Regions from separate parts of the Homo sapiens genome. Here region 1 is linked to region 2. Evidence: chromatin loops called from intact Hi-C (ENCODE). Cell type or tissue: Calu3. All regions are shown on one strand. Each heading gives the region's core, and the rest is flanking DNA. Links, peaks and the distances in the headings are about the cores only.

Region 1 (10,381 bases), core at 3,103-7,102, 82 kb after region 2:
AAAAATAAATAAATTGATGATTTCTTAGAAACAAGTAATTAGGGTTAAATGAAATCATATGGGGGGGCCCTAATCAAATAGGATTGGCTTCCTTATGTGTCCAGAATTGGCGGGTTCTTGGTCTCACTGACTTCAAGAATGAAGCCGTGGACCCTCGCGGTGAGTGTTACGGTTCTTAAAGGTGGCATGTCCGGAGTTTGTTCCTTCTGATGTTCGGATGTGTTCGGAGTTTTTCCCTTCTGGTGGGTTCGTGGTCTCGCTCGCTTCAGGAGTGAAGCTGCAGACCTTCACGGTGAGTGTTACAGCTCTTAAGGCGGCACATCTGGAGTTGTTCATTCCTCCCGGTGGGTTCGTGGTCTTGCTGGCTTCAGGAGTGAAGCTTCAGACCTTCATCGTGAGTGTTACAGCTCATAAAGGCAGTGTGAATCCAAAGAGTGAGCAACAGAAAGATTTATTGCAAAGAGCAAAAGAACAAAGCTTCCACAGCATGAAAACAGATCTGAACGGGTTGCCACTGCCGGCTCCGGCAGCCTGCTTTTATTCCCTTATCTGGCCCCACCCACATTCCGCTGATTGGTCCATTTTACAGAGAGCTGATTGGTCTGTTTTACAGAGAGCTGATTGGTCCGTTTTGACAGGGAACTGATTGGTGCATTTACAGTCCCTGAACTAGACACAAAAGTTCTCCAAGTCCCCACTAGATTAGCTAGACACAGAGCACTGATTGGTGCATTCACAAACCCTGAGCTAGACACAGGGTGCTGATTGGTGCATTTACAAACCCTGAGCTAGACACAGAGTGCTGATTGGTGCATTCACAATCCATTAGCTAGACATAAAGGTTCTCCAAGTCCCCACCAGATCAGCTAGACACAAAGCACTGATTGGTGCATTTACAAACCTTGAGCTAGACACAGGGTGCTGATTGGTGTGTTTACAAACCTTGAGCTAGACACAGAGTGCTGATTGGTGCATTTACAAACCCTGACTAGACACAGGGTGCTGATTGGTGCATATACAATCCCCCAGCTAGACTTAAAAGTTCTCCAAGTCCCCACAAGACTCAGGAGCCCAGCTGGCTTCACCCAGTGGATCCCGCACTGGGGCCGCAGGTGGAGCTGCCTGCCAGTCCCACGCCTTGCGTCCGCACTCCTCAGCCCTTGGGCAGTCGATGGGACTGGGCACCGTGGAGCAGGGGGCGGCGCTCGTCGGGGAGGCTCAGGCGGCACAGGAACCCACAGCAGGGGGCAGGGCAGGGGAGGCTCAGGCATGGCGGGCTGCAGGTCCTGAGCCCTGCCCTGTGGGGAGGCAGCTAAGGCCCAGCGAGAAAGCCAGTGTAGCGCTGCTGGGCTGGCACTGCTGGGGGACCCGGCACACCCTCCACAGCTGCTCATCCGGGTGCTAAGCCCCTCACTGCCTGGGGCCGGTGGGGCCAGCTGGCCACTCCGGGTGCGGGGCCGCCGAGCCCACGCCCACCCGGAACTCGTGCTGGCCCACAAGCGCCATGAGCAGCCCCGGTTCCACGGTTCCGCCCACGCCTCTCCCTCCACACCTCCCCGCAAGCTGAGGGAGCCAGCTCCGGCCTCGGCCAGCCCAGAAAGGGGCTCCCACAGTGCAGCAGAGGGCTGAAGGACTCCTCAAGTGTGGACAGAGTGGGCGCCGAGGCCGAGGAGGTGCCAAGAGCGAGCGAGGGCTGCAAGGGCTGCCAGCACGCTGTCACCTCTTGCTTATACAAAGAAGAGATTAGGATGCAGACACAAACAGACAGAAGACCATGCAAATACACAGAGAGAAGATGGGCATCTCTAAGCCCAGGAGAGAGCCCTCAGAAGAAAGCAGCCCTGCTGACACTGTGATCTCGGACTTAGGTTTCTAGTCTCCAGAACTGTGAGAAAATAAATTTGTTGTTTAAGCAAGAAAAAGAAAAAAGGAACTCCAGGAATGTTCTATCCCTTTGCCCATTTGACATCTACACTTGGATGTCTTGCATAGCTGAGGCAGCAATATGTGTTGGGGTGATCAGACTCAACACCAGGTCATGGGGGCGACGAAATCCAGCAGAGTCAAAAGAATGAGAAAAAGACAGTTTGAGAGAGAAAGTGGGACCAGGGGGCCATCGCGAGTGTGGAGGCTGGGAAGGCCCTGAGCTTTGGGAGCCCTCGCTATTTGTTGGTGATCAAAGAAACAGGTGGTGAGGATGTGGGGGTTGAAACGAAATGGTGTATCAAGTGAATGAGAAACATATGGCTACTTGAGACAATGGGAGTGCTAGAAGCAAGGAGCCAGCAAGTCTAGCAGACATGTAAGCTCCACCTCAGCTTCTCTCCCAACGACTCAGCTTTTCTCCCAACAATATGGATTCCATCACACCCCGCCTTGACTTTCTCATTTTTGTAAATGGCGCCATCATTCACCTGGCTGCTCAGGCTAAAACTTAGTCATCAGGCTTAAATCATCTTTTCCTCACACCTCCCTTTAACCCACAGTACATTCTATTGACTAAGCCTCCAAAATGTATCCTGAATGCAACCCCCTTTCTCTATTTCCATCTCCACTGCTCCAACCCTGGCCTGGGGCCCCTCCATCATCTCTTGCCTGGACTACTGCATTATCTCCTAATAGGTCCTCCTTATGTCCCTCTTGCCTTCCTTAAGTCCAACCTTCAACCCACATCTAGAATAATTTTTTTTTTTTGAGACGGAATTTCACTCTTGTCACCCAGGCTGGAGTGCAATGGCGCAATCTCGGCTCACTGCAACCTCTGCCTCCCAGGTTCAAGCAATTCTCCTGCCTCAGCCTCCCGAGTAGCTGGGATTACAGACGCCTGCCACCATGCCTGGCTACTTTTTTTGTATTTTTAGTAGAGAGAGGGTTTCACCATATTGGGCAGGCTGGTCTTGAACTCCTGACCTCAAGTGATCCGCCCACCTTGGCCTCCCAAAGTGCTGGGATTACAGGCATGAGCCACCACGCCCGGCCTAGAATAATGTTTTTAAAAGGTAAATCAGGTCTCAGTAACTCCAGTGAAGGTCTGTTGCATTCAGAATAAAATTCAAATTCTCACAAAATTGAGGGGACTGCCTCAGCTTACCTCTCTGCCCCATCTTCCTCTCTCTACTGGTCTCCTTACTCGAGACATTCCAGCCACATGTGCCTTTTTTTAGTCTCTTGAACAGGCCAGTCTTGTTCCTGTCTTAGAGCCTTGGCACCGGCTATTCATTCTCCTCAGGGCATTCTTGCCCCAGTCTTTGAATGGCCGCTTCTTTGTATCTTGTCATTATGACCGCAATTCAAATGTTGCCCCCTCTGAGAGATGGGCCCTGTCTGAGAGCAGGTGGCTCGCTCCTATTTAATCTTCTTAATAGCTCTTATTTATACCTAAACTTTTCGTATGTATTTATTGTTGACTACTTTAACAATTGTCTCCTCCTGCTGGAATGTAAGCTCTTTGAGGGCAAGGACTTCTGTTTATAGCTGTATCCCCAGTACTTAGAACAATATCTGGCAACAGAAATCACTACATAAGTATTAGTTGATTGGCTGGATTTCCTCAACTCTTTTTTTTTTTTTTTTTTAAGATGGAGTCTCTCTCTGTCACCCAGGCTGGAGTGCAGTGGCGCAATCTCAGCTCACTGCAAGCTCCGCCTCCTGGGTTCAAGCAATTTTCGTGCCTCAGCCTCCCAAGTAGCTGGGATTACAGGCATGCACCACCACACCTGGCTAATTTTTGTATTTCTAGTAGAGACGGGGTTTCACCATGTTGGCCAGGCTGGTCTCAAACTCCTCCTGGTCTCAAGTAATCTACCCACCTTGGCCTCCCAAAGTGCTGGGATTACAGGTGTGAGCCACTGCGCCTGGCCTGGAGTTCATCAGCTCTGACAAGATGGGAAAGCAGTTACTTATCATACAGTCTCCATTGTTTATCATTTCAGGACACCAAGTTGTTAGTAATGGAAACCCAATTCAGGCTGGCTTAAGCAATAGTCATAGAGAAGACCAGTGGTAGGCCTCTCTTCAGGCACAGCTGGTACCAGAAACTCAAATTATGTCACCAGAATTATTGTCTTTCAATCTATCCCCTACTTCCCGAGCTATGCTTTTTTCTGAGTTGGTTCCATCTGCTGCCAGGCCAGCTCCATGCAGTGACTCCTGCCAACCCTGGGTTTACATTCTACATTGTATAGCTCGGCAACCTCAGCAGAGAAAAACTGGCCCCTTCTCAGTAGTTCTAGCAAAAGTCTCAGAATTAACTTCCATTGGAACAACGTAGATCATGTGCCCATCCCCGAACTAATCACAGTGTATAGAGGAATGGAATATGCTAATTAGCCAAGCCACTTGCCCACTCCTAGATAGGAGAGCATGGTTGGCAGTGATCCTTTGGCACAAGGGTTCCCATTTGAACCACTTTTGTTGGTTGAACCGATCTATTTGTACAACTAGAAACATAAAGCTTATTTCTCTAGAGAAGCTGCTAACCTGACCCACAAGTGCAGTTTTATTCCCACCAGAATATAAAATCCATAAGGACAAGGACTTGGTTTAGTTACTACTTTATCTCCAGTACTCGGTAAGTCTAGGCATTCAATGACAATGAATTTTTTTTTTTGGAGGGGGGATGGAGTCTCGCTCTGTAGCCCAGGCTGGAGTGCAGTGGCGTGATCTCGGCTCACTGCAAGCTCCACCTCCCGGGTTCATGCCATTCTGCCTCAGCCTCCCGAGTAGCTGGAACTACAGGCGCCCGCCACCATGCCCGACTAATTTTTTGTATTTTTAGTAGAGACGGGATTTCACCGTGTTAGCCAGGATGGTCTCCATCTCCTGACCTCGTGATCTGCCCACCTCGGCCTCCCAAAGTGCTGGGATTACAGGCGTGAGCCACCATGCCTGGCCGAATTTTTTCATTCATTCAATAAATGCTTACTGAAGCATTTAGTAAACAGGGCATTACCTGAGCTGCATGGTTTGAAGGCAGAGGAGGCGCAGTCCCCCAAAGAAAACTGCAATGCTATCTCCAGGGGAATAGAAGCAGGTTGGGCAAAAACAAAACAAAAACTATCTCAATTATCTGTTTTGGGGAACTAAAGCATCTTACTGAAAATTTTGCCAGTTCCAGAAGAACCAGTAGTTTTAGAGCTTAAGGATGAAAAACAGTCTGATTGCTGCCATCGTACAGCCCAGCCTAGTGACTTCATTCACCCTTTTAACATTTACACAGCACTGACTGTGTGCCATATCTCACAAAGCCTGTAGGACTCCTCCTACCCTTGAAGGGTACACCCTTTGTCATTGTCCTTTCTGTCAGCTGGTGCTGAGTTTTATTACTGGGACCTAACCTCAGGATCTTAGGGTCAAAGTCCTTACCTCTTGCTCCCCAAGTGTCCAGGCTTAAAGTTCCTGAGCCCTGCTCTATGAAGCCCTCATCTTCCAGGTCTAGCGTGTTTACCTTTGCCTTGCGTTATCACTAATCTTCCTGAATTTGGCCCTTACCTCAGGTTGCTGGACTGCTTCCCCTCCTATCCTACCCCTTGGAATTTGCTCTCTGGCCAGCCCAGCTGAATCACCAGGCCTGTTGCTGCCCCAAACATTTCTTCATTTCGGTCATTTTACTTGCCAGGTGACTCTTTCCTTAATCTGAGTGGTGAATGTAGCCACCCTAGCTAGCATTGACTTCCCCGGAGAAGTTATGGGATCATCCCAACATTTGTGCAAAGAATACATCTAAGGCAATCTTGAAAAAGAGGCTATCCTATACAAAAATAAAGAAGAAAGGCTGTCCCTCAGTTTAAGCTGCACTAGACAATCTGTAAGTTGGAAGCATCCTCCCTTTGCCTGCTTTCTTGCAGACAGAAGACCTAGAGATGAGCTGATCCCTACCTCTCGTGATACCTTGCACTGACTCAAATATTAACATTCAGCAGGTCGTCAGTTTCCCCTTCTTCCAGTTTCATTCATTTGTTAAAATCGAGTTATCCTGAATCTTTCAGATTGTTACTCCTCACTTTGTCTTCTGCAATCGAGGACCTGTCTCATGCTCTGGTGTTGAGATCTGGGAACAAGAGCCCTGTAGTTTTTCCTCTGAGTCATAAACTTAGGGACAAAGTATTCTTCATGATTCTTCTTGTCATTTCCTTTTTCTTTAGCTGCAGAAAGTCACTCTGGTGGTCAGGTGAATTCCTAAGCAGTGATTCTTTAGCACAAATGTTACCATTCTAACCCCTAATGTGGGTTGAACCATCTGTTTGTACAACTAGAAACATAAAGTTTATTTCTCTAGAGAAGCTGCTAACCTGACCCACAAGTGCAGTTTTATTCCCACCAGAATATAAAATCCATAAGGAAAGGGACTTCTTTTAGTTGCTACTGTATCTCCAGTACCCAGCAAGTCTAGGCACTCAATGACGATGAAGTCATTCATACATTCAACAAATACTTATTGAAGCATTTACTAAAGAGGGCATTGTGTCAGATGATACTTGAGAAGGAATTAAAAGCAAATGTAGCCAGGAGGATATTTCAGCCACAAGTAACAGAGCTGCCTTAAACCATGAGGCATTTCCTGGTGCACAGAAATGGAAATCCAAATTGAGATCAGCTCAGGGTAGCTCCATCCACCGTCAAAGACCAAGGTGTTTTCATAGCATTATCCTAAGCCCTGTTACCTCTGGGGAAAGGAGAGAGGAAAGAGAGAGAGAAAGGTCCCAGAATGGCTGTCAGTAACAACTAGAATCATGACAGGAGAGCAAAGCTTCCCAAAGTGAGGGAAACTCTTCCCAGAAGCCTCCAGCAGTCCTTCTGGGTCTCAATGGCCAGTCACATCCCCACTCCTGAATCATGGATTTAGGCTCAGACAAATCAGCCCCTCACCTGACACTGAAGGCGGGGTCAGCTTCCCTGAAGCCACGGGGCTGCGTGGAGGAGGAGTGACCCTCTGAACAGAAACTTTGAGAAAGGGAGGAGGAGTTAGAAGGGTTGGATGGGGTGGAGGGCAACTGTAGCATTCACTACGAATCATACCTAGCATTTGTCATGAAAGTCTATAGTTTAAAAAATATCCGTCTGTATGTTAACTCGTTTAATCCTTCCAATGATGGTAAGCTAGTGGTTCTCATTTCAGCCGCAAGTCAGAGTCACCTATGGAGTGATCTTGATTCAGAAGGCCCGGAGTGGGGTCTGGACATTTGTAGTTTATTTGTTGTTGTTGCTGTTTGAGTTGGGGTCTTACTGTGTCACCCAGGCTGGAGTGCAGTGATGTGAACATGGCTCACTGTAGCCTCAAACTCCTGGGCTCAAGCAATCCTCCCACCTCAGCCTCCCGAGTAGCTGGGACCACAGGTGCATGCCACCATGCCTGGCTAATTTTTAAATTTTTTATTTTGTAGAGATGGGGTCTCACTATGTTGTCTAGGCTGGTTTTGAATTCCTGGGCTCAAGCAATCCTCCCACCTTGGCCTCCACTGGGATTACAGAGTGAGCCACTGCACCCAACCTAGACATTTGTAGTTCTTAAAAGCTATATGGGTAGTTCTGATGCCCAGCCTGCATTGCACACCAGGGCTGTGAGCTAAGCAGCTTATCCCACAGGTGTGCAAATAAGAATTCAGCAGAGTCCCTGCCTTGGAAAGTCTATACTGTGTGTGTATGTTAGGAGATTTTTACATGCAAGCCAGAGTTGTTCAGGGGAGGAAGAGCTCCCCACAGGACAGAATGTTGGTGAAGGTTACTGGGCAAGAGTGAGAATGAAGAAGACTTTTGTGTAGAGAAGCAAGGGCAATGATGTAGCCAGAAGGGCACAGCATGAGCTGGGGTAAAAAAAGATGGAACACTCGTCAAATTCATGTGTCATCTTTATCTGATCTCTCTTTTTTGTCATATTAGTTTGTGGGAAGGGAAGTTTTCTTATCATGAGCCAATGACTGGAGAAGCTGAGGTTTGTTTCCAGAACTCGGTGAATCAATGCTATCTGATATTCCTGATACTTTGCTGAAACTGTTCACCAAACTTCCTCTTTGAGCACAAAGGGGATTTTAAGAGGCAACATTGGGGCTTTCACATATTTATGTTTTTAAAATCAAATACACCGAGTGGAAAAACCCTATGAGATCACCTCTGTGCCCTAAGCAAACTGCAAGGGATATACAATCATCTTCTTAAGAGAAGGAGGCATTTCAATTCCTTCTCAAACCAAACAAAGATAAACCTGATCAAATCCAGCCAGGCTGCAAAAGTGATTAGGAGGAAGGCTAGAAACAACCTGGAGAATACAGAGGAAGTTTGTAAATTGGCTGGCAATTGGATTACATTTAAAAATTCAATTAGTGACAGATTCAGAATAGCGTTTCCTTCGGTGAGTTTGTTAACTACCGGGCAGAGCCTTGGTTGTTTGCTGATAGCACAGAAAGTGAGTCATTCAGTGTTGGGCTGGGACAAGTGTCACCCACTCACTTTGATGGATACACCCCAAGCATAGAAATATGTGGTCAATGGGAGTTCAAGACCAGCCTGACCAACATGGAGAAACCCTGTCTCTACTAAAAATACAAAATTAGCTGGGCATGGTGGCACATGCCTGTAATCCCAGCTACCAGAAGTTTGAGGCAGGAGAATCACCTTAACCCAGGAGGCGAAAGTTGCAGTGAGCCAAGATCACGCCATTGCACTCCAGCCTGGGCAACCAGAGTGAAACTCCATCTCAAAAAAAAAAAAGAAATATGTGGTCTGATTTTTTTGAGCTCTATCACTGCTCACTGTTCTTGACAACTTATTTTCCTTCTTTGACTTACCTTTGTTGATGCTACTTCTGCTACTTCTAAATTGCTTTTTAGTAAACCATGAAGGGGTCTCCCTCATATGAAAGGAGTTTCTTGGGGGTACAAAGAGAGTTGGCAACAGATGTTCAGTATATGGCTTGGGCTGGACATTGGAGGAATATTGCCTCTCCCAGGTCTCAGGACTCCCACCTATGTTATCTATTAAGTGGACTCAGGATAAGAATTCTGGGATAGACAAGAGATATCTACAGAAAGCACTAGTGTGGTAATTAGCTCCGGCAATGAAAATAAACAAAACATGTACAAATCTTTCAAGTATGGTCATAATATAATCTTTATAAGAGAAATGTTATCATCTGGGAGGACGATAGAAAGGAAAGAAAGGATGGAAAGAAAAGCACCAGGTCACAGAGGAGGGAACTGGCATAGTGAGCTGACTCACTAGGTCCCTGGGCCTATGCTCAACCAGCTCCAGAAGACAAGGAGCAAGAGCAGGAATGTGCGGGAGGGCAGCTGATGTGGCAGTGATGCAGCAGCAGAGAGGCCTCCTGACAGAGCTAAACCTGACTCATGCCCATTTGTCTGGGACAGCCAGATCTTTCTGCAGGTCCCATTTTTCCTGGTTTAAGCTGGTCTGTAAGTTGAGTGAGAATCATTTTCCTGGGTGTCAACTCTGTGGCCTTCCCTTCAGAGTGGACATAAAATCAATAATGCTGATGAGCTGAAAATGACTGCAAACAAAAGACAATATTTTGGAGAAATTTGGGCTTTGTTTTGGCAAATGAGTGGCTTAAGAGTTAGAAGGAAGAATCCTAGGGATATGAGTGATGGACATGAGTACTAGTCCACAAAAAGTGGTATAAAAAGCAAAGAAGGGTAGTCTCTCACCTACAGCAGAAAAGAGTCCAAAACGGTTTCATTGAAAAAGATCACTCTCCTAGTTTAAGCTTATTGTTGGTCTACTCATGTGCTAGTGACCAAAGTTACACATGAATTGCTTAGCCCAACGCATCTCCTTGGTGGAAAAATAAGCTCAGTTGCCTCACTGTCCATTATGTAAGCACGTGTACAAAGTTCCCCTCCTTGGGCCTTTGCCTCAGGTTCTTTGCTGGTTTTCTCACCTGGATAATCTTATTTGGGGAGGTTTATCATGGCAAAAGAAGAACTTACTGCCTGAGAAACAGATAGGCTCCATATAGGGAATCAATTCAAACTCTTGTTTCACTCAGCCATTTGCTCATTCAACAAACACTCAGCCCCAGCTATTTGCCATGTTCTGGAGATCTACAGATGAATAAGACCTGATGCTAAAGGAAAATCAATGGCAAGAGTACAATGGAACACCAGATATAATAGAGGTAAAGGAGCACAGATACCACAGCACTACGCAGGATGAGCAGGGGGCATCCAGTTCCACCTAGGGAAAGGGGTCAGGGACGTTTTCCAAGAGAAGATGACCCTTGAGTTGGTGATTGAAGGATGAGTACAGATTAGCCTGAGAAACAAGAGAATAAACTTCCACTAAAAAAGATCAACATTGGCAAACCACAGAGGTGTGACACTGTGGCTCATTTGGAGACCTCCAAGTGGCATAACTAAGGCTAGAGATG
Region 2 (10,381 bases), core at 2,516-6,515:
AGGAAAGCTTCTAGATGGAGGAAGCGCAGTCTTGCCAGCCCAGGTTTCCCCCCGGTACCAGAACAACAGGAAGGGGCTGATGACGGAATTGTAGCATGCATTTCACAACCCCTTCTGCGCCTCCCAACTTTCCCCTGCTGCCGTTCCCCAAACTCCCTGTTCAAAAATTGCTGTTCAAATTCCTGAAATTGCTAGTCCAATTGAGAGCCCAAATGAGACCATGTGGCCAACTGCTCAAACTTATGGTAGCTTTCTTCCAGACCTTAAAGAGAGAGGCGAGAGAAGGTGCATGCATGTATGTGTGTGTGCACACGTGTGTGAGAGCAGGTACATGAGAAGCAGGCCACAGAGCGTCTATACTGGAGTCTGCCTTTGTCTCTGACCTCCCAACCTGGCCGCTGGCCACATACAGTGGAACCCAAGGAGGACTGCTGATGCTCTCTGATCATTTTCTGCAATGCGTTATGCCCTGGGAAATGAAAAGTGCTCCCTTCTTTCCATCCCCAGACTTTTCAGGAAGCAAGCACAGTCCTGACCTTCTAGATATATCTCCAGAGGCTCAACAGAAGCTGAGGAGTGAGGCAATTATTTGAAGAATTCAACCCCACTTCAGGCAGCTGTCTGAGCAGATTGATGCAACGGGAAGAGGCAAGACTGAGCGCCAGGACCTAGTTTCTCGTCCTGGTGCTGCCGCTCATTTGCTTTGTGACCTTGAGCAAATCAGTTTTCCTCTCGAGCCTCTAGTTTCTTTCTCCTCTGCACATCCATTTGTTATTTCTTCAACAAATACCTATTAAATGCATACTGGGCCATGCACCTGAGTATACCATGCTAGATTCAGGAACAAGCAACTATGGAGGATGAAAAATGTCCAGGAAGTCTTTGCACCTCCTCCTAACAAAAACTAGCACTACTTCTCTGTCCTTTGACTCTAGGATGACCTTGTAACTTGCTTTGACTAATGCTGCGAAAGTGACTCTTGACTTTTGCTCTCGCCCTCTTGGAACCCAGCTACCACATGAGGAAGCCCCAGCTAGTCTGCTGGAGAGGCCACATGGAGGAGAACTGAGCCTCCCTCACTGACAGCCTCCACCAACAGCCCATCAAGTTAGACTATGCAGTCCCAGTCAACAAGCCACTTGACCAAAAATGTAAGAGTGAGCCCAGCCAAAACCATCTGGAGCAGAAACAAGCCACCCTGCTGAGCCTTGACCAAACTGTCAACCCACAGAATTGTGAGCAATTACATGGTTGCAGTTTTCAGCTATTAAGTTGTGGTGGTGGCTTGTTATTGATATAATTAATGTTTATTGACAATTTCCAATGTGCCATTGACAATGCTAAATGTTTTACATATATAATTTCATTTATTCCTCCCATCAACCATGTGAGGCAGGTACTACTATTCAAATATCCATTTTACAGATGAGAACACTGAGGCACAGGAAGGAGAAGCAACTTGCTGAAGATCAAAGAACAGCTGGGTAGGGGAGCTGGGATATGAGGCCAGGCAGTCCAAGCTTCAGAGCCTACACTGGTAATTCACCACCACCTTACACAGAACCAAACAGACCTGGTTCTTGCCCTTACAGAGTTTATCATCTAGGTGGGAGACTGGCATTAAAGAAACACAGAAATAAATATACAATCACAAATATTGATGAGTGCTAGGAAGAAGACAGATGCTACGGTGTGTTCACAGAGAAGGCCTCTAGGGAGGCCCGAGGGTCAAAGGGGCAACCAGCTGAGCGAGCTGGGGCAAAGACCAGAGGATTAGAATGTGATTTTGCAATTTCTGTCAGCATAGATGTCCCCTGGGAAGCCTGGTAGAAATGCAAAAAAGACCTGGGCCTAATTCCCCAGAGGTTCTGATTTTCACCAGTCACCTCCAGATATTCTGATTTGCTGGCTTTGCTTGATTGGGAGCCTGATAATTCTTTTTGTTTTTGTTTTTCTTTCTTTCTTTCTTTTCTTTCCTTCCTTCTTTCTTTCTTTCTTTCTTTCTTTCTTTCTTTCTTTCTTTCTTTCTTTCTCTCTCTCTCTCTCTCTCTCTCTCTCTTTCTTTCTTTCTTTCTCTCTCTCTTTCTCTCTCTCTCACTCTTTCTTTCTTTCTTTTTGAGATGGAGTCTTGCTCAGTCACCTAGGCTGGAGTGTAGTTGTGCAATCTCGGCTCACTGCAACTTCTGCCTCCCGGGTTCAAGCGATTCTCCTGCCTCAGCCTCCCCAGTAGCTAGGATATTACAGGCATGTGCCACCACACCCGGCTAATTTTTGTATTTTTGGTAGAGACAAGGTTTCACCATGTTGGCCAGGCTGGCTGGTCTCCAACTCCTGACCTTGTGATCCGCCTGCCTCGGCCTCCTAAAGTGCTGGGATTACAGGCTTGAGCCACTGCACCCGGCCTTCTTTTTCGTTTTTAAACGTGCCCCCCAGCTGATTTTTCTCATAAGGGAAATTTGAGAAGTACAGCTCAGTAGTATCGTGTGAATAGATTAAACAAAATAGCTGCCCAGCCCCCATTCTGAGAGAGATTATGATCCATTTGGTCTGGGGTATTTTTTTTTGAGACAGAGTCTCACTCTGTCACCCAGGCTGGAGTGCAGTGGTGTGATCTCAGCTCAGTAGAGACAGGGTTTCACCATGTTGGCCAGGCTGTTCTCGAATTCCTGACCTCAGGAGATCCTCCCACCTTGGCCTCCGAAAGTGCTGGGATTACAGGTGTGAGCCACCGCATCCGGCCTTGGAGTGAATATTTTTAAAAGCTCTTTGGGTGATTCTAATGTGTGGCCAGGGCTGGGAAGTGATGTTGGAAGATTCTCCAAGGTCCAAGGCTGCTGCTTTTCTCTAGTTCTTTGGAGACACCAGGGCTGGGAAGTGATGTTGGAAGATTCTCCAAGGTCCAAGGCTGCTGCTTTTCTCTAGTTCTTTGGAGACACCAGGGCTATCTGGGGCTTCTGAAGCTCTCCCTTTGGTGATTTAATACTGTGGAGACCCAGAACAGAGCCTGAGGTCAACCTTTGCTCCAGACGGGGCTCTGACTGAACAGGCCCAGTAGACCCCTCCTCACAGACTACCCTCCCCCCGTAACATTCCCAGGGGCTCCCTCTGGCTCCCACATTCCCTTTAATTTTCATTTGCTTTAAAGTGGAGAATTCCTTTAATTGCAGGGAGAAAATGACTACCACTTGCAAATATTTGTCCTCCTCTAGGGCCCTATAAGGCAGCTCCTTCATTTTATTCTCTTCCTTTGACACCTTGCTCAGGGCCTCTCGGAGCTCATATTCCCCACTCTCTGGAGAATGATGCCATCTGTGGGGTGACCCATAAGAAGGGCCCATGGTGCCTGGATGGTTTCTTATCTGGCTTCCTCCTCTTCTTCCAAATAAGGCAGGAGGGTCACCGGGAGTGCCACCTGATGCAGCTTGATTTAGACCAGAGAGTATGAAAGAATCCACTCTTGGCTTGGGGCCCACCAGCCGCAGGCCTGAAGAAAGCTTGCTGTAGGCGAGGAGGCAGAGAGAGAAGGGCGCTGGCCCAGAATGCTACAGCCCCTTGTGAGTGGCGCAGCATGGGCTTGAGCATGCAGAGGTAGCACGTTCACGGCACAGGCGTGAGAAATGCCTCCTCCCGACAGCCTTGTCCCTCCATTCCAGTGTGGCTGATGGTCGCCACATAGAGGATTGCCACGAGAATTCAGAGTTCGTGGTGGGGTCTGGGGCATGGCGGGGACTCCCTAAAGGAGTTTTCATTCCTCTTTGCTAGGACAGACACAGAAATAAACTTGATGCCCGAGGAGGAAGACAGGGCCCCAGGAAATACCCTTCTTTAGGGGCTGGGAGAGACTCCAGTAGTTGCGGCCCATCCCTGGAGGCCCCAGCTCTCTCTCCAGTCCCCAGGAGCTGAGAGGTCAGCCCTGCCCACTCCTGTCTCACACAGAGGACCCTCCAAGCTGGCTGTATGGGAACAGCCTTGCCCACACATGATCCAGATGGTTGCCCAGAGGAGGGGATGGCCGAGGGAAGGGTGAGGCCTGACCAGTGATGAAAGAATGAAGAGAATGAGGTACTGACTCATTCTCTGGCTCCTGCTCTAGGAAGGAAAAGGACTTATTTGCGGGTGGGGGTGTGGCTGGAGCCAGGCCAAAGGGTGCAGTGAGAAATGAGGTGCCTCTGGCTCACGGATAAATCCTCCTGGGAAGTGGGGCCAGTTTACGAAACCCAGCAACTTGATTGACGGTCTCTTCTTTCTTCTAACTCATCCTTCTAACTGGGAGCAGTAGGAGGAATTCCAAAGACCAAGGCAGGCAGCCTTTCTTGAGTTCTACTGCACATCCAGCCCTAGGCCAATTCTGGTGTGGACACCATCCCTTCAGAGTGACAGGATGAACTTGGGGTTCAGCATCTGCTTGGGCAGAGCGAGTGTTGGCCGCTGTGCCTTGTTCTCTCTCCCCACCTTTCTTTCCTCCCACCCACCCCTACCTCACCAAGCCAAGTATGGACTGTATCTGGGACAAATTTTTCTGTATAGATCAAACAGTTCCAAATAGCACAAAGGCAAAGGCACTTACGGGTTAGTAGTGGGCCTCCTCGGTATCTGTTTGTATGAGTTAATTTGCATGAGGGTAGATAGGCCTCTAAGGAGGAAGTTTGGTGAGAGGTTAAGCATGGAGTACAAAGGAGCAAGGGGCCTGAGTCTCATTCTCTGTATTGCTGGAATGGTGGATGTGACTGAAAAAAAAAATTTTTTTTTTCTTTCTTTTCTTTCTTTTTTTTTTTTTTTTTGCTTAATGCAAAAACGGAATTTACTGACTTTAGAATGGAAGTCCAAGGGGTGTGGCTGGTTTCAGACAAGACTTAATCAGGGGCTCTAAACAATGTCACCAAAACTTCATGTTCTCTGTTATCTTTCGGCTCAGCTCTTCTCCAGGTGACAGCTCGATCACTGGCTGGTTCCACCCCATGGGGGCAAGATGACTGCAGAAGCTCCAGGCCTCACACCCTCTCACCAGGGCAAAGAACTAGTTCAAAAGTTCTGGAACTGAGTTTCATTGGCTCTGATTTGCCTGCCTTCGGTCATGTACCCATCCCTTAACCAATAACTGTGGCAGGGGGGTAGAGGGTACTGATTGCAGGATCATAATCTCCACTCCCAGATCTGAGTGTCTGGGAAGGGGATGTGTATAGGGAGCCTGGTCATGGTGCTGATGGGGGCAGTTTCACCGGAATCATATAAACTGAGCTGAGGCTTTTATTGCAAGTGAGTGAATGGGGACAGGCTAGCAGGAAACACTGGCCCCTTACTCCCTTTAGAGAGGAGGCTGCAGGGAAAAGCTGAAAAGGCTTCTTTGGAGCCCAGCTTACAAATTGGGACACACAGTAGGGAGAGGAGCTTTCTGCCTCTTTCAATTCAGAGCACAAAACCGTTTTGCCTCGGTAGGCACTGAGGACTGCCATACTGGCCAGCACCAGGGGTCACACCTTAAATAGAGAAACAGGGGCCTCATGGAGCAGCCCAGGCAGGGAGTAAGGCAAGGTCCTGCCGCAGTTGCCCAGTGCACAGCCGACAGCAACAAAGAGGTCAAGTGGAAGACACATTAGCAGGCTGGCTGCGGGCACTTACAAGACACCCGAGGGACTTCCAGAGATGACTTGGGCAGACTCGGGAGCGAGTCCAGTGAGGTCCCATATCAGAGAGGAAAGCAGCATCCCTGCACCCTGTGTGGGAACATTAGTAGCCTGTGATGGAAAGAGCTTCAGAATGGGGACCAAAAAGGCAGATTCCAGTTGCCAGGCCACTTGTTAGCCATATGACTTTGGGCAAGTCATTCTCCCTTTTCTGGCCTCACTTTATTCCTCTGTGAAATGGGGGTGATACACCCACCTCTGGTTGATGGGGGAATCTGGTGAGATGGGTAGATGAAAGCAGTGGGGGAAAAGCTAATGCGCCGCCCTCGGGGCAGGGCCTGCAACACTTCCTATCCTGGTCACCGGAAGCCCTAAGGCCTAGACCCAAGGGCCATATATTCGTGCCCCAGAGGCATTCACAGCAAAGGGAAAAGCATCCAGAGGAACGAGCCCCACAGGCACCCTGTGGAAGCTGCTCCTCGTGGAGGCCCTGGGGGTGAGGCACTCAGCCAGGGATGTGGGCAGCTCCTCGGGGCACTCTCCTGCCCTTCCACTGAGTCAGAGGAAGGGACCCAGGCTGGGCATGAGCCTTGCAGGTTCTACTAGTTACTGAGGAGGGGAAGGGGGAGGGCTAAAGGCAGAAGGAAAAACACACAAACAACAGACACACCCACCCTCTCCACAAACAACCCCCTCCTAGAGGCCCAGGGCACAGATGCAAATCAAGGCCTGGGAAAGTGAAGTCACCACCTCCGCACTAGGGAAGAGCTCCCCAGGCCTCATCCACACTTCCTCCCCTAGCCTCTCCCTACCGCCCACATAGCAGGGCCCTTGGGCAGGGATTGCTTGTTTTCCAGAATGGTCTTGGTTGCAGGGACCCAGGCCTCCTCCAGCCCCTCTGGGTAGCTTAGACTCTCTACTCCCCAAATTTGGGTTTCCTCTGCTTCCTTCCCAGGGAGGTGTCTGTACTCTCACCCCTGCTACCCGAGTCAGTGTCCTGGAGAGCTGGCTGGTGGAAATGTCTTCTCTGTACCATGCTTGGCCTTTCAGGTCCACCTATTCATCATCTGGTAGTGACTAGAAACATTCCTTTCCGTATTTGCCCCAGGCCAGGCAGCTTGCCTGGACTTACAGGAGAGGGGCCATTCTGCTCAGCCTGCACTGGAGGCCAGCAGAGATCTCAGCTCCAGCCCACAGGGAACAGTCGTTACGGTGGAGAAAATATGAGTTTGAATCGTTAGTTTCTGTGCTTCTTAGCTATGTGACTTTAGATAAGTTACTTCACTTCTCTAAGCCTCAATTCTCTTATCTGGATATTTTTTCCCTTTTCTGAATTCCTGCATCACTGCTCTCCTGGTAGGCATCTCTGCTAGGCAGCAATGACAATACCCTACAGGTTGCTATGAGGGCAGGGATGAGAGGGACAAAGCTCGTGGCAGGGCTTGGTAGATGAACCTCCCCAGCTTTCCACACCTTACCACATGTTATTTTCCTATTCCATTCTCTTCTCCTATGAAATGACTGGTTTGTTTGCTCAGCAGTCATGTGTTGAGAGTCAGGCACCATCACACACTGGCATGTATTATCTTCATCCCACATCCCTGTGAGGCTTAAAGCGTAAAGCCCATTTCAAGAGTATCCTGTGGCTCAGAGGAAGGGTAAGAGTTAGGAGGCTACCAGGGTGTAGAGTCAGCATTCGATGCCTGGGCTTCAAATTCCAGCAGGAGCCCAGCTCCACAGGTTTCCATGGACTGTTTCTCTGCCTGGAATGTCCTCCCATCTCTCCCCCTAATTATCGTCAGTCATTCAGAGTCTCATTCCTTCCATCTCCTCCAGGACACCTTCTAAATCAGTGAGGACACTTTTGATTGCAAGTGACAGAAACCTCCCTCCCAAAGAGGCTTAAGAAAAAAATGGGAATTTGGGGCTCAAGGAAACCAAAAACCCAGGTGATCTTATTTAGTTACAGTTGGATTCAGAGCTCAAACAACATCATCAGTATTTTCTTTCTCTCCAAATCTTCGTCTACCCGTTTTTATGAAGGCGGAGGTTTCAGGCTCTACAGAGTAGCAAAAGGCACAGCAGTTCTGGCACTCACGTCCTTACAATTTTTTGGTATAGCGGAAGGAGTGAGTCTTATTTCTCCAGAGCTCCTCAAACTTTGTCTTGGAATTGAGATGTATTGTCATTCTCTGGTCTAACTTGGGTCAGATTCCCATTCCCAAACCAATCAATGTGTCCAGGGGATGGAGTTAGTGGATTAACTTAGACCTAAATCTCCTTCACCTCTCTGGAGCTCCTGGTGGAGCTGGCTTTACCAATTGAGGTATGCTTACTAGACATAGGTGAATGGAAGCTGACCACAAAGCAAGATGTCCACAAGCCCCTGTTGAAATTTTTTCCCTTTTCTGAATTCCTGGTAGGCATCTCTGCTAGGCAGCAAACTCTTTGAGGGCAAAGACCCTGTACATGACCCTGAGCCCTTAATAGAGCACCTGGAAAATGGGCACCAAACATGTGCTTTTCAATGGACCTAAGTATTTATTCAGAACTCAATGCACCTAGCTCTGAGCTAGTGGCATCAGTTAAGATTCAACTGAGAAGAGAAACACTCTTGCTATTCTAAACAGGAGAGGGCTTGTGACAGGGTGTTGAATGGCTTGCAGAATCACTGGGAGAGCTGAAGAAACAGACTCGAGGTTGAGCTTTCAGAAGTGACTGCCTTAGGCACACTGCAGAACTGGGCCACGAAGAGGGCTGGTAAGGGGACTGTGGTGAGGAGCCAGTGTCATGTGTTGGCCATGGGGTTGGAGAGAAGTGCACAGATTGAGGAGGTAAAGTCAAGTGGCTTTGAGGGTGGATCGAGGCAGCAGAGTCTGTGGGTTAAGAGCCTGACTCTACCACTAACTTGCAAGGTGGGTAATATCTCTGGGATTCAATTTCCTTGTCTGTAAAATGGTGATAATAACTCCAATTACATCATAGGGTTATAAATTATGTTTCTAGCTTTCTGGAGACCAGATGCTACTCCTGGGCTAGGAAATGCAGGAGGAATGGGTGGGGTTTGTGTGGAAGAGGGTCCATTCCATTTGGGTTTCTTGACTTAATGGATCCTGGAAGGAATCTAACTGGGCGGCTCAGCAGACTATTGAATGTTAGGTCCCAGGCTCCAGAGAAAAATCTGTGCTGGAGTTTTCCATTTTATTGTGATTAATTCTGATTTACTCTTTTTAATTTGGGTGATGTAGCTCACAGCCTTCACATGGGACTTACAGGGAGGCTAGCGTTCAGTCCCCTTCATCCTAAGTATTTCTACTTTACCAAGTGGCAGCCTCTCTCCAGGAGCCAGGAGCTTCTACTTATCAGCCCTTTCGGTTATCAGATGCCGTGCTGAGCATGTACCTGGATTATCTCCTTTGGCCCCCAGGACACTCTAAGACAGCTACTATTACAGAAATGAGGAGAAATGAGGGAAGCATCAGGAAGTTGAGCAAGTTGCCCAGGGCCACAGAGTCAACAGCAGAGAGCAGCTCTGACCTCCAAGCCCGTGCTTACAGCTCATGTTGTAGCGCAGAACTTTCAGTGATAACAGAAACGTTCTATCTGCACTGTTCAGTGTGGCCACCACCAGACACAAGTGAACTAAGGAATGGAATTTGAAATTTTCTTCAACTTTAATTAATTTAAATTTAATAGCCACATATAGCTAGTGGCAACCATATTGAATAGCATTGACCTAGTCCTTCCGGAAGGCCAAAGAAAAACCCAAAACTTGCCCTCCGACCTTGTTGCAGTATCTTCTCATTTGAAACAGTTCACAGTAAGGGCTAGGGCTCATCTTGAGTGAAACACGGTCTCCCCACAGGCTCCTGAGCTCCTCACTAAGAGACGTTCTAGCCCTTGAGGGTTAACTAGATATTTCCTGCTTCCCACAGTGTTCGAAGGTACCAGATGGGGAAGTTGGATGGGTTGGGAGGTGTGAAGGCCTCCTGGTGGCTTCCGAGATGGAAAAAGGAAATGCCCTTCTGCGGCATCCTGGAATACCAGGCTCCAGCCTGGCATCTAAAGCAATGGCACTGTTGCCTGGGAGACGAGGAGCACTAAAGACCTCCCAGCGGGTGGCCAGCCTGCAGCAGGGACCACTCTTGGAGGACAGCAGCAGAAGCAAAGGGAGGAATGGAATGGGGCATCAGGGGCAGAAGACCCGGAGGTACTGGGGGTGGAAGGGGCCAGGATGGGGCCTGGTGCAGATGGGAAGACAGAGGGGGAGGGAAGAGAAGGCCTTGGCTCTCAGCAGCAGGGTGAGGGGAAAGCAGGAACTGTACAAACAGCAGAGTGGAGACTCAAGCAGGTTTGGGCAGAAGCAGTGCCTATGGATCCTTACCAATTTAGAAGTAAAAACTCTTAGTGTAAACCAACTGCTCTTGTGATGCAATTGTCAGCAACAGCTGAGTAAGTAATTAGAGGCCTGGGAAGAGGCTTGCTGCCATATAACCTCGGCACCCGCCTCCCTACTGTCACCTCTGTGGCTGCGCCAGTGCCATACTTACTCTTCTTCCCCCAGCAGGACTATGTTCTAATTATATCTAGCCAGGCTCACCAAGAGTGTTTCCCATGGAATTTCATTTCCGGGCCTGTTGAATGCCAAATTAACTTTTAATCATCCTGGAGGTATTGAGTTTAATTAACCAGATTGAAAGTGACAAGCAGAACAGGATTTAGAAGGTAACTTTTTGGGGTGCTTCTTGGGAATGCAG

The links. A loop is a pair of places that touch in the nucleus more often than their neighbours do. Peaks named below come from ENCODE experiments on the same cell type or tissue, not always from the same donor. Only the 100,000 strongest peaks of a DNase experiment are listed, where the experiment ranks them.
Region 1: a loop joins it to region 2, with 5 times the contacts of the local background. A loop is called at or near these places in 12 of 110 quality-filtered maps.

Annotation. Positions count from the first base shown.
Region 1 is chr10:110,322,614-110,332,994 of GRCh38, reverse strand. No RefSeq gene overlaps it. Among named protein-coding and RNA genes, the nearest start is that of SMNDC1, 23 kb to the right of the region's middle. RefSeq lists an enhancer at 7,627-7,786. In Calu3, for the core only: no CTCF peak of the experiment used is centred there; a DNase peak (open chromatin) is centred at 5,554.
Region 2 is chr10:110,404,301-110,414,681 of GRCh38, reverse strand. No RefSeq gene overlaps it. Among named protein-coding and RNA genes, the nearest start is that of DUSP5-DT, 87 kb to the left of the region's middle. RefSeq lists enhancers at 1-64, 1-438, 3,516-4,715. In Calu3, for the core only: no CTCF peak of the experiment used is centred there; DNase peaks (open chromatin) are centred at 3,451, 4,081 and 6,221.